Regions from separate parts of the Mus musculus genome. Here all the other regions are linked to region 1. The links are chromatin loops, found by intact Hi-C in ENCODE. Cell type or tissue: left cerebral cortex. All regions are shown on one strand.

Region 1 (4,000 bases):
ATTTCAAAGTAAAGCAATATTTTGATTAGAGTCTACTCATTTATCTCAGTCTGTTCTCAAAATTGTAATCCTCCTACTTCAGCCTCCCAATAACATGGATTATGTGTATATACTGCTACACTCTGAATTTCGTCTCCTCTGAGTTAAGAACTACTGATAACGAGAGAAGAAAAATACTGAGTATCTATAATCCAATGATGGTCATCATTATGGCAAGGTACAATGGAAGTTTGAAACATCGTGGACAAGCCCCTATGTAGACTAGATACAAATATTTTAGGCCAGGGAAAATGCAGATTATTTAAAGTTATTTTAGTAAGTAGTTAAAATTACATTTTGGTATAAAATTTACCATATAACTGCCTTGTCTGTAAAAATTAGTGCTTAGATAATTAATGGATAATACTATAAATTTTTTTCCTGAAAAATCTTCTAGATAAGAACATGTATTTATTTGATTTATTTGACTATATGCAGCACAAAGAACTTTAATACAGCAAACTCTACTACAGTAAGGTATGAACATATTTTTCTCCATGCTTTTAGATTTAAAAGAGAAATCATTGGATTAGAAAATTTTGTCTATTTGAGTCATAGGAAATCATTGCAAAAATGATTTGATAATTTCTCATCAAAATGACCATATATCAATAACTGGATTGAACTTGGCATTAGACTCAGGTTATTCTGGCCAGTTGCATGCTGTATTTTAGGTAGTATTATTAATGAATGCTGCCTGAGTGCTTTTAATAACAAGGGACTCAAATATATAACTTCCCTCTAGTAGTTCTAAATGGTGGCCTGGAGCCACTCCTTAATTAATATAGACTCGTACTTCAACTGTAGTTATGGGAAGGAGACTGAATGAAGACAGCACAGCCTGAGATCAGAGGTCATCAAAGGCATGTCTAATTGCACATGTATTCAGTTTTCTCCTTCTTAAAATCCCCCCTCCTTTAGTGTCATACTTCACAGTAGTTCTCAGCAGCAGGACTCTTTGCTTGTTAATACACAGCTGATTTTATTCTTAGCACATAAAATCAGTGTAACCAACATCCTTGCAGAGGCATGGAAGTGAGAAAACTGCACTTCATAGCAGAGAGGCCTGTTTGCTTTTGTAACATGAATCAATATAGAGAAATCTTTGAGGGCAGATTTTTCAAATAGCAAGCTTTTCCATGTATAATATTTTTCACAATTATATGAAACAAACATATCAAGATGAGAAGAAAGCATTCTACTCCTGCCTAGATCTTCAGTGTAAATGAATTGTTTGTGTACTTTGTTCATTAAAGACAATTGTCTCTCCACAGATCTGGAGATATAGGGGTGGGAATCATTAGTGTTGGTAGGCTTTCCAGTGTCAATTACTAGAAAATTAATTCCAAACCTATCATTAACAAGCAAAAGTTCTGTGTTTATAGTTTCCTTTTGTGTAGAATATGAGACCCAGTCTGGTGCTTAAAGGACAGGGTTGTGGGTAGAGTGCTTAGCATGTAGTTCTGAGAAGGCACAGACCCAAGGTCCTTTAGTCTGGTAACAATAGATAACTCTCTGCTATTTTTACTTAAAATTACTGTTTGAATCTTCCCAAATTCAAGGAGTCTCAATTTAAGTCTATGTGTTTAATATCTGAACTATTAACTAATGTGCCCCATTTGTGAGATAGAGAGAAGCTTTTACTCTAAGCATGTACTAGATACACATCTCCCATCATTATTCAGACAGCCAATGCCTGCAAGTGAATCAGAGATTTACAAACAATCAAAGACTGGTCTTAGGTTCTTATCAGTTTCTCAACAGATTCTAGGAGGCTTAAAACCGCTAGGCTTTCAGTCTTTCACCAAAGCAGATACAGTGCTGTTCTCTAGCTGGATTTTGCATTATTTCGGGCTGCAGTCTTTCTTTGTGGTGTCTCCACAAGAAACCGGCGATGTCTACTTTTTTATGAGTAGAATGCGTTGCATTGTTCTGAGGTTTATAATTACACATTTGTGACTTCATCCCCACCAGCCTCGCCCCATGAATACAGATAACATCTTACAAAAGGGAAGACTGGGAAGGACTCAGACAGACAGGGTGGGTGGAGAGGGAGGCTGATGTGCTCAGTGACCATCTCCTAGCAAAGCTCTGGGGCACCTATTAGAGGAATTCGGCTCTCCATGATTCTGGGGTGGCCTATGATCTAAAACACTGGCCTTCTGTTTCATTGGCTATGAATTTACCCTTGGGAAGAAGAAATACTCAACCTATGGGTTGACATTTTATTTATATCGCATCCCTTGTTGAAGCTCTCAGAAGAACCCGAGGTGTCCGTGGCAATCCTTCTCTTTATTCAGATGGTTACAGTTTAAAATTTGAATAGCTGTTTATGCTGGGAGGCTGAACACCCAATCAGTAGTCTTTGAATTGAAGCTGTATTGTTCACTCATGGAAATGCCTGTTTCATCTGTCAGCTCTCTTTTATAGTGAGCCTAATAATTTATGCTTGCTAAAGATGTTTTCTGACCTGTGATTCCATTGCCAGTTACGAAAGGGCTTTGGCAGTATTCACACTTCCTTTCGTAATAGGGGGCCAGTAAGGTACAATTTAGTGAAATTACTGCTCCAGTGCGCTAATGGCGCCCAGACTCAGACTGGGGAGGGCAGAGGGGTGAGGGTGAGGGACCTCGTCCTTTAAAGGGGGCCACTAAGACTCCGAAGAATGGTATCCTGGGAAGGAGGCTCTTTAGGAGTTATGTCCTTCCCTGGAGGTCGGCATGAACCTGAGGGGCCCTGATGGTTGAGTTAACACACCTGCAAAAATTCTACAGGGAACTTACATTGTGTCCAGCTAAAACAAAGAGATCTTATTTTGTTTCTCATATATATATATATATATATATATATATATATATATATGCACATGCATTTTACATTTTGAAGAAGTGACCATGATTCCATTATAGTGACTAATTCAAAAACTGACAGCAGTAAAAATCTTTTGTAAGGAAAGCATTCACATGTACTTTCACTACAAATTTTTCATCATATTACTGTTTAAACCATATTATAGGAAATGAAATTTCTATAAATGGGTCATGCTGCGTCATAATTATAAACCACCCAGCTCTTTAATTTATAAGCTACTGCCAGACTCATCCTGAAGAGAATTTCTCTAATCGCGAATCGAGTTATCCTCCAGGTGAAATATGTATTATTTTCCTCTTCTTTCATGAAATTTTGCTGTCATTTCTCAAGCAGAGCCTATCCTGTCTTCTGTGTACATCATTTGTGCACCCCTTTTATAGTCACTGCTTTGGAGTTTCTTGAGGTTGTGATCATGCAGTCTTGTCTCTATGTTTGTCTTTTGAAAATGACATATGAATATTGGTCAATTGATTTCAAGAATATTTTTAATAAATTTATTGTAAATTTAGAATTGTTCTCTAGCTTTTCTAATTTGTCTGCGAAGCATGTGAATAGGCAGTGATATCATTAAGTTCACTCAGAGTACAGACATTATGTATCACATGGATTAATAAAAGAAGCAAAGAAAACTATAGATAAGTTCTTCGAAAAGGAATTTCTAAGAGACCTTGAATAGTCTTGTAAAAATTGGCCAAGTTATTTGAATAAAATACTTTAAAAGTTGATTGTCAATAGCTTTTGACTTTGATTATTATTAGCCATAAAAATCTAAAATATTTCTATTGAAACTTGAGCTTGTGGTAACTTGAGCTTTGAAGTCAACAGAGGGTTTTCACACTGCGGAGCTACTTAGCCATCCCTTTCGGGGGGGCAGCTTGAGGCAAAGCTTTTGCCTTACTTGAGTGCACTAGATGAGCAAGGAGCAGAATTGTAGCTGAACACGAGGCTTGATATGAGGTCTACCCCATGGTTTCATCCATGCCTCAACTCTGCCTTTCAAGTTACTGTCATTTTACATAAATAAGCAAAATATAGTATTGGTATGTTTGAATATTGCACCTTTATAAAAACAGCACTTCATGGGTTAGAG
Region 2 (4,000 bases), 510 kb before region 1:
AAAATACCGTGAAGGGAATGCAGTAGGAACACGTAGCCCTTGAGTGTTAGCCAAATGACAGCAGGTTTAATAGCAGGAATGGCTATGCTTGGGATCCATATGCATGTTCAACTCACACATTGAGGCAACGCAATAAAGCAGAGAGAAAGCAGCTGATACACAAAAGGGACCGTCTAGACAGTGCCCCATCAGTCTGGCTAAATTTGGTGCTGGCATCCCCAATGGGATTGTAATATAATTGTTCTGGTGTCTGCGTTCATTCCCCTTGTCAAACACCATTCCAAAAACACATCCTTCTCCCCCCAATCTTTCTTCTTCCACAAACATGAAACCCAAACTATACAGTGCTGGAGAGGGCATGAGATGGTCCAGGCCCAGGAAAACATTACAATTCAGCAGAATTGCACTGTTTAATTTCCTTTTTAAAAAAAAAAAAATTTCCCTGTTAGATAACTCTGATGTAATTAATTTCACTGAATCTTAACAATTTAAAATTACAGAAAAAATTTAAATGCAAATATAAACAGCCTTAAAATACTGAGCATCATAGATGAAAGCAAACAGGCCTTCTATTCCTTTGTACTCATTAACCTCTGTTACAAAATTTAACAGAAATCAGAGCTGTGGAAGTATAGAAAAGGACATGGATCATAAATCCTAATGAGGAAAAGGCTAATGAAAACAGGGTTAAGCAAAAGCACAGAAAATATCAATTGTGTGGGGTTTTTTTCTGTCTTGAGTTTAAAGCCACTGTATTTTCTTTCTCTCTAGACAGCTCATGAAAGTTACATTTCTGTGAACTTGTGAAATGAATGATTTTATGTCTTTGGATTTTTAAAAGAGAAATCAGCAATCTACTTGCTCATAATAATTATTAATTTATATTTTAAAATATTCTAGTTTAAGAAATCAAGAAAAATGAAAATCATTACTTAAAGAATAAAATAAAATATACATCATTAAAATGAATAATGCATAGATTATTGATAGAAATGTTTATAATCTAAAAACTTCCAAAACACTGGAATTAAAACTGTCAGAACCCACCGCCCCCAATGAAAATGCAGATTTGAAAGTTGATAATAATCTAACTGCATGCAATTATTTTGTTATCTATGGACACTGTTGAGATGTTTACATTAATTAAGAAGCCCATTTTTATAGCCATTTTTTAATACCCAGAAAAATGAGATTGGGAAAGAAGCTGGGCTACTGAGTGGGTATGTATTCCTGAGAGTGTGTCTGGATTTGTTTTTCTGTTTGGGGGGCTTGAATAACCCGTCCCTGGTGCAATAAAGAGAGATTTGTCTCCCTGCTTTCTAGCACTTTGGTGATGCTAGAGTAGGGTGCCAAGTAAGTTAAGCAAGTCTCCCATCCGCATCAGGAACCACCTTAACCTAGAGAGCTATCAAGGAAAATACTTTGGGATCTAGATGCTGGCTTTGACCAACTGTAGGAGGCTAAGAGGCAAACAGACCCACCAAAGTCTGACAAAGGCAAGAAGTCCCTGAAGACACAAGGCAAAAAGACAGAGCAACAACCCCATAGAAAACTACACTTACAGCAGCTCAGAAATACACAAATACCGTTTAGAAATGGCCTAAAATTCTCACATGGGAACAAAAGGTTAACTATATGATTAAGAGATATATTGTTCTGTTTTTGATTTAAAAAAAAAAAAAGAAACACAATTTGTGACTTCATATTTTTTTCCTTTCATCTTATAAAATTCTCATTCTGAATTTGAGCATGGGTACGAGAAGTACGGTAATTAACAGAGTCAACAATACAATATTTTAACAGAATATCCACCTGCAGCTGGTTCTTTGCTTATAATTGTTTCATTATTCATTTTATTTCTTGAGCACGCACTGGTGGAAAGCAAAAGAAAGGCATACTGTAGGCCTCCCTGAGATGAAACACTGTAGCAAAAGCTGAGTTTTATACTTGGTTTTCAAACTATTGAATAATATCCTATGAGACCTCTTAGGTCTTAACTGGATTAAAATGAATATATTTGTGCTCCTGCTCTTCAGTTAACTAATGTGCATGTGAATTGACGCTGCGAGGGAGCCACACTGAGAGTAGATGCAGGGGACAGGACGAGTGTCGCTGTGCAAAGGAGTGAGCAGGCTGCCTTTGCCTCCGACAAAATGAAAATGAGCAGGCCTTGGGGTCTGGTGCATTTTGTCGGGGCCAGAAGAGCAGCTGAGCTGAGGGATGAAGGGGGAGGGGAAAGGGTGGTGGTAAAAGGGAGGTGGAGAACAGGGTGTGGGGTGTGTGTGTGTGTGTGTGTGTGTGTGTGTGTGATCACTCTGAGGTTTTAGTTATGACTGTGGTGCTTGCGGTTTTTGTTTAGTTGTCTCGCAGCATAAACAGCCTTGAGCTTCAGGTTCAGGGTGGAGTGCATGCAAAGGGAATGTCAACGTAGTTCTCTTTCTGTCCTTTCCCCGTGGTTGCTACTCAGAAAACTGTGGCTGGGAAGGAGTGGGATGGGGGGGAGGTGAAGTAAAGAGAAGGGGGTCTGTCTGCAGCTGCCCCTCTCACACTTGAATAAAAGAACTTTTTTTTTTCAGGGGTAGGGAAGCTGTGAATACCTTTCCCAATAAGAGATGAGGCATATTGAAAACTATATTAAATTACCCTGATTAACAATTTAGCCACGAACAGGGGAGCTTTGGGAGATCTCTATAGGCAGGACTGGGGGCTATTCATGCCAGCAGCTAAGAGGTCGAAAGGTTTCTGAAGTTCACAGGCTCAGAGCCTTTGTTATGCTAACAGACAATCTCAAATCAGCTGCCTAGTGGAGTGTGAAATATAAATGATTCCTTGAGAACTTCCAGTAAGTTGTCACTCTTGCTCTCCAAATACCAGGACAGGCTGCTAATTTCTAGCAGACCCTTTTGCAACATCGCTAGCCCTAAATGAATGCCTTTGTAGTTCAAATAATCTTTTCAAGGGAGCTGTCCTATCATCATAGCCCAAACGCATCTTGGTTTTGACTATTAAATGAAAATCAGAGTTCAGCCCTGCTTGACTTTTCCAAGCAGCCGATGTTTGGGAAGGGTAGAGGCAGCTCTCATGCACAAGAAGTTAGCACCCACTGCAGGAGGGCCAGGGCATTAATAACAGCTACAGCCATGACTACCCCAACTCCAACCCCCACCCCTACCCCTACCAGGAACAAAGCTCCTGGAGAGATTTACAGGGGGCTCCCCTCAGGCTGGACTACCTTCTTCTTTCAACCATACCAAGTCTTCTCTGATTTATGGACCCTCTGTCCAACAGGACAGCCAGCTGACCTGTTAGCATCTCACTGGTCACTTTGAAGCAGCAACCTTAGGGATGAATATATTCATTCTTTAGGGCAGATGAGGCCAAGAAGAAGAGGACAAGGTGTATGTCCAGGCTGTGCCCTTAGTATCAGAAGCTTGTGCATATTTTTTCCTTTTCCCATAAGTGTAAAAGCATGGCTTAAGGTCTTGGGTAGAATCTGTGAGCATGTCCAGAGAACTGTCTTAGCTCTTCACATCTGAATCTCAAAGCTTTGAAAATAAGGAAAAACACTACCAGTCCAAACCTCATATAAGTTCTGAGAGCAACAATGAGAATGTACTAAGGGAAGTATGGCCAAATCAAGCGATCTAGTAGAAAAGGGTAGGGCCAATTTAAAAAATAAAGAAATCACAGAAGAGAGGGCAGAGCAAAGGCTGAGAGGCACCCGTCTCCATGAGTCTGCACAGAGAAACAGCAGCAGGCAACCTGGCCCTTAACATTTGGGGAGAGGATTTCTGACTTCACGGTCCTCAACTTTTTGTTGAAACACTAAAAGGTCCATAACATCTCTGAATTCTCCAAATAGGGCAAGGCTGATTTCTGGGGCAAATAAAAAGTGTGTGGGGAGGGGGGGGGGGGAATCAGATGATTGTATCTCTGAATACATTCTCACAGTAAGTTCTTAAACATGAGGTAACATGTGAGCAATAAATTGAAGACGCTC
Region 3 (4,000 bases), 190 kb after region 1:
GCTGAAACCAAGATAGTTTCTGACATCGCTGAAACTTAAATATAATAGATGAAAATGTATTCAGGTCCAATCTTTCTGTGCACACAGAAGCATGGGCACAGGGCACATCCTAAATAAATATAGTAATTCTCACATACAAAGAAGGGCAGTGAAAAGTGCCAATAAGCTTGCTATTGGGAAATCTACTCCCCAAATTGAATTATTTTACTATAGTTTTTCCACTAAAAGTAAAAATTAAAATTGCAACATTTCTTGAAGTGGAAAAATAGGAAATGTATTTAATTAATGTATTTAAGAAGATTTAATTGAAAAGAATGTATTTGAAGTGAAATTCTGGTTATCTTACATTATACCTACTTGCTAGAAACAAGGAAGTCTAATAGTGTAATCTAGTGAGGTATTTAAAAAATAGATGTTTCAATTAAAAAAGTATTGCTATTTTTTTGTGGAAACACAAGTCAACAAAGAAATTAAATGAATCAGGGCGTGTATAACAAAAATCATAAGACACGTATTTGAAGGCATTAAATATAGTTAAAATTAGATTAGTAGTACATTTGTCACCTAACTAAATGTAGTCTGTATCAACTAACTTAGGAAAGCTGGAGAGATTTTGAACTGGCTGGCAGCATTTATAGAAATGTATGCAGAGAGTCATACTTTAAAAAATAATTAGCCTCTAACACATGACTTGGAAACTGTTTTGCAAGTCAACATGGTTTAATATAAGAGTTGGATACACTGACTTTAAAGCAGTAGCTTTAACTTTCAAATGCTTAATTTTCACTCAGAGTATTAGGAAGATGTGAGAATCAAAACAGGAAAGGAAGATTTATAAATCATAATATTAATGCCAAGTGTTTAAAGCTATTAAAAGTATATAAGTCCTAACTTCAAAAGTTAAACTTACAATTTCAGGAAACCCATGAGAGGAAAATATTGATAAACAGTAAGAGAGTTTTCAGTAAATCCTATGTAATTAAATAATAAAACTTAATCCAGAGATGCAATTAAAATTTAATTGAGGAAAAACAATACGAAGAAAGGAAAAATTTTCCCAAACACACTAGTTTTGTCTTTGTCTTACTTTCTATAGTTATTGTACCGGTCTGAGAAGCTTTTCTTTCTGTGTATATTTAGAATTGAAATCCTAAGCCAGGTCTTAAATAAAATAATCAAAGCTTTAGTGTTTATGCTTTATAATTTTTCTAGGAAATATTTTCATCAAAAACAAAGGGGATACTAATATTCTTTCAACAGAGTAACTGAGTTCATGGAGTTAACCGTGGTATTTAGAGTTCTATTTTCATCTCACACAAGCTTTGTTTCTGTAGTTTTCGCATGCAGTCAGAGTCGCTGCAGATATTAAATATCCTTTCTGTAAGTGCCATGATGCTACTCCAAACAGGTTTCTGAACTGAATATTATTTAACTTTGATAGTAAACTATTAATTTGGTATCTTTTCATCTAAGGAAATCTTTTAGTTATGACACTTCCTTTTTATTTTCTCTTTCTTTCTTTCTTTCTTTCTTTCTTTCTTTCTTTCTTTCTTTTTTTCTTTTCTTTCCTTCTTTTTTCTTTTCTTTTGTAAGTATGTAATGACAATTTCTTACACAAATGGTGGGTTTTTTTTTTTTTGCACCTGAATATTTTCTTTCCTTTTTCTTCACACATCCCACATCTTCCCTTTTTTATTTATGGAGGATTATAAAATTATTGAATCATATAGCTACCCAGAGCAAATGTTCTTACCTGTAGTCAAGAAAAATGAAACCCTTTATCAGATTCAATCTATTTAAAGTAAACAGTTTTAGTCTGGGTAAGGCCTGTCGACAAGGAGCAGAAGTTATAGCTTGGCACAGAAGTTTAATTTTTGTTTGGAAATTTTTTGGTAGAATGTTTTTCTAAAATGCAGTCTGCTGGCTTATTATTTTTTTAAAGGCTGACAGTTAATTAGCACTGAGTCTTATTACAGAAGTCTCCTGTTAAGCAGACATATTCTAGTTCTACTGAAGTGATTGTCATCAAGGGGTTGTTTGCTGTGGTGCTCACAGATGGCAGAAAAGACAGCCTAGGAACGCAAACAGCCTGATAATCAAGATAGCCTTAAAATATGGGTGAATTTTCAACTCTGGTTCTGGTAGCAATCGCTTTTCAAATATCTTGGGTTGTTATGTCCAAGTGGTTTACTTTAAAGCAGTCTTGTCATCAAAGGGGTCCCAGAGTCAAGAATAATTATGATAATTACCTAGAATTGCACCCCCAAATAATCATCATAATACTGAATCTTAACCAAGTACAATATTGTTTGTGCAATACACTGCTACATTCAAAAAGATGAAGTGCTAGACAGCTAAGATCTATTCTTGTCTGACAAAGCAACTATAATTGTATGACTTTCTGGGATAATGGTTTAAACAAAAGTAAATAGTAAAAAAAAATGCAACCCCCCCAAAAAAAAGGATTGGAAAGCTTAGCTGTGTTTAGTGCCCATTGATGAGAGCAGTGTTCTCTGATCCATGCTGCTATTGTTGGGTTTAGTTTGGCCCCCTCTCAATCAATATCTAACAGGGCATGATTTAATAAGGGTTTATAATCTCCAAAAGTGGGGGGGGGGGGGCAGGGTGGTTGTGGTATTGTCATTCATCAAAGGGGGCCTTTCAGGTTTCTTTGCTTTCACCTGCTGGGACCCATTTGGTCTCTTTCAAAGAGAATGCAATGACAAAATGAATGAGAAATGCTAGAATAAGAGTCCCTTATTCTGCCCAATAGTATAATCAATGGGTACTTGTAATCCCTATTGTACTGCACAGAGGTAGTTGTAAGACAATTAAATCTCGCTTCTCAGGCAAATGATTTTGGTAGTTAACCTGAAACAGCCAACAATATTGAAGAGAATGAATGCATTTGAAGCAATGATGTAATGGGATCCTGCCTGACCAGCAAAACATGCGTGCCTACTGACATGTGCATGCATGTATGTGTGTGTGCTTATCACAGTTGCTCCGTGTGCACATGGTTCATGAGTCATAGTATGACATGGTAAGCGGAAATAATTTCAAACAGTTTCACAACCTGTCTTTTAAATTTCTATTTTCAATAATTTAAAAATATTCATATTTCTGCAGTATTATACACTTTAAAATGTAGTTTCATAAACAGAAAACATTTACATAGTTAACATCAGTTTGATATGACAACCAATTTAGTTTTAATTTCATTTGCATCAGCTAAATTCAATTTCTCTTTCCCTCCATGCAGTTTCTGCTTAAATGTCAATGGGAACCTGTATTCTTCTGAAGGGATGCTCATTTTAACCTGTGTTACTTGTCCACTATCAATCAGATGCAATTCATATTTTATTTCCAGTATTATCCTTCAAGAAATCTTGTGGTTTAGCCTTTTTAGGAAAGAATAAAACCATGGACCATGATAAAATTGCAAATCACAAATTCTAAAAGATTTGTGAAGAAAATTATCCCATTATTGAGAAATGGCAGTGACTATTGAAAAATATAAAGGCAAAATAGTCAGAGTGGAGATAGCTGCATCAGATATGCGACAATGAATTTAGTTCAGAATCACATACGATGCACATATTTAATCTTTTAAATGTATTTAATTTCTCTTCTATTATGTAGAAGATATCCATAACCTATTACCCAAGTTGTCTCAGGAGCCTCAGTTGGCCTTTGTTTACAGTAACACAAAAGTCGTTTCTGGAGCACAGTACCTGTCACTAAACACACATGTGAAAAGAGAACTTTTATATGTAGAGGTGCATATTTCCTTCTCTAAAGGAATTTTTATTTTGATCTAGCAACTGAAATGTAACTGATGTATGTCTAGGCATAGGTATATGTATATTTTTCTGTGTTATATAGACATGTAGCTTCCTAATATGTAAGTAAAATAAGCTCTCTGTGTATGCCATTCCATATAATTTCCTTGGTAATCTAGAAACACTGAATACCAACTCTGACTATAAATGAACTAGAA

The links. Peaks named below come from ENCODE experiments on the same cell type or tissue, not always from the same donor. Only the 100,000 strongest peaks of a DNase experiment are listed, where the experiment ranks them.
Region 2: a loop joins it to region 1, with 6 times the contacts of the local background. A loop is called at or near these places in 2 of 42 quality-filtered maps.
Region 3: it touches region 1 in a loop (12-fold over the local background); 2 of 42 quality-filtered maps call a loop at or near these places.

Annotation. Positions count from the first base shown.
Region 1 is chr13:84,563,995-84,567,994 of GRCm38, forward strand. No RefSeq gene overlaps it. Among named protein-coding and RNA genes, the nearest start is that of Gm34246, 110 kb to the right of the region's middle. In left cerebral cortex, no CTCF peak of the experiment used is centred here; DNase peaks (open chromatin) are centred at 2,047 and 2,325.
Region 2 is chr13:84,057,031-84,061,030 of GRCm38, forward strand. All of the region lies in intron 1 of Gm17750 (predicted gene, 17750), which reads right to left. Among named protein-coding and RNA genes, the nearest start is that of Gm17750, 5.7 kb to the right of the region's middle. RefSeq lists an enhancer at 1,201-4,000. In left cerebral cortex, no CTCF peak of the experiment used is centred here; DNase peaks (open chromatin) are centred at 136, 1,404, 2,141, 2,891 and 3 more places; H3K4me3 peaks cover 700 bases; H3K27ac peaks cover 3,909 bases.
Region 3 is chr13:84,749,670-84,753,669 of GRCm38, forward strand. All of the region lies in intron 2 of Gm34196 (a long non-coding RNA gene), which reads right to left. Among named protein-coding and RNA genes, the nearest start is that of Gm34246, 76 kb to the left of the region's middle. In left cerebral cortex, no CTCF peak of the experiment used is centred here; DNase peaks (open chromatin) are centred at 632, 2,067, 2,902 and 3,744; H3K4me3 peaks cover 1,199 bases; H3K27ac peaks cover 4,000 bases.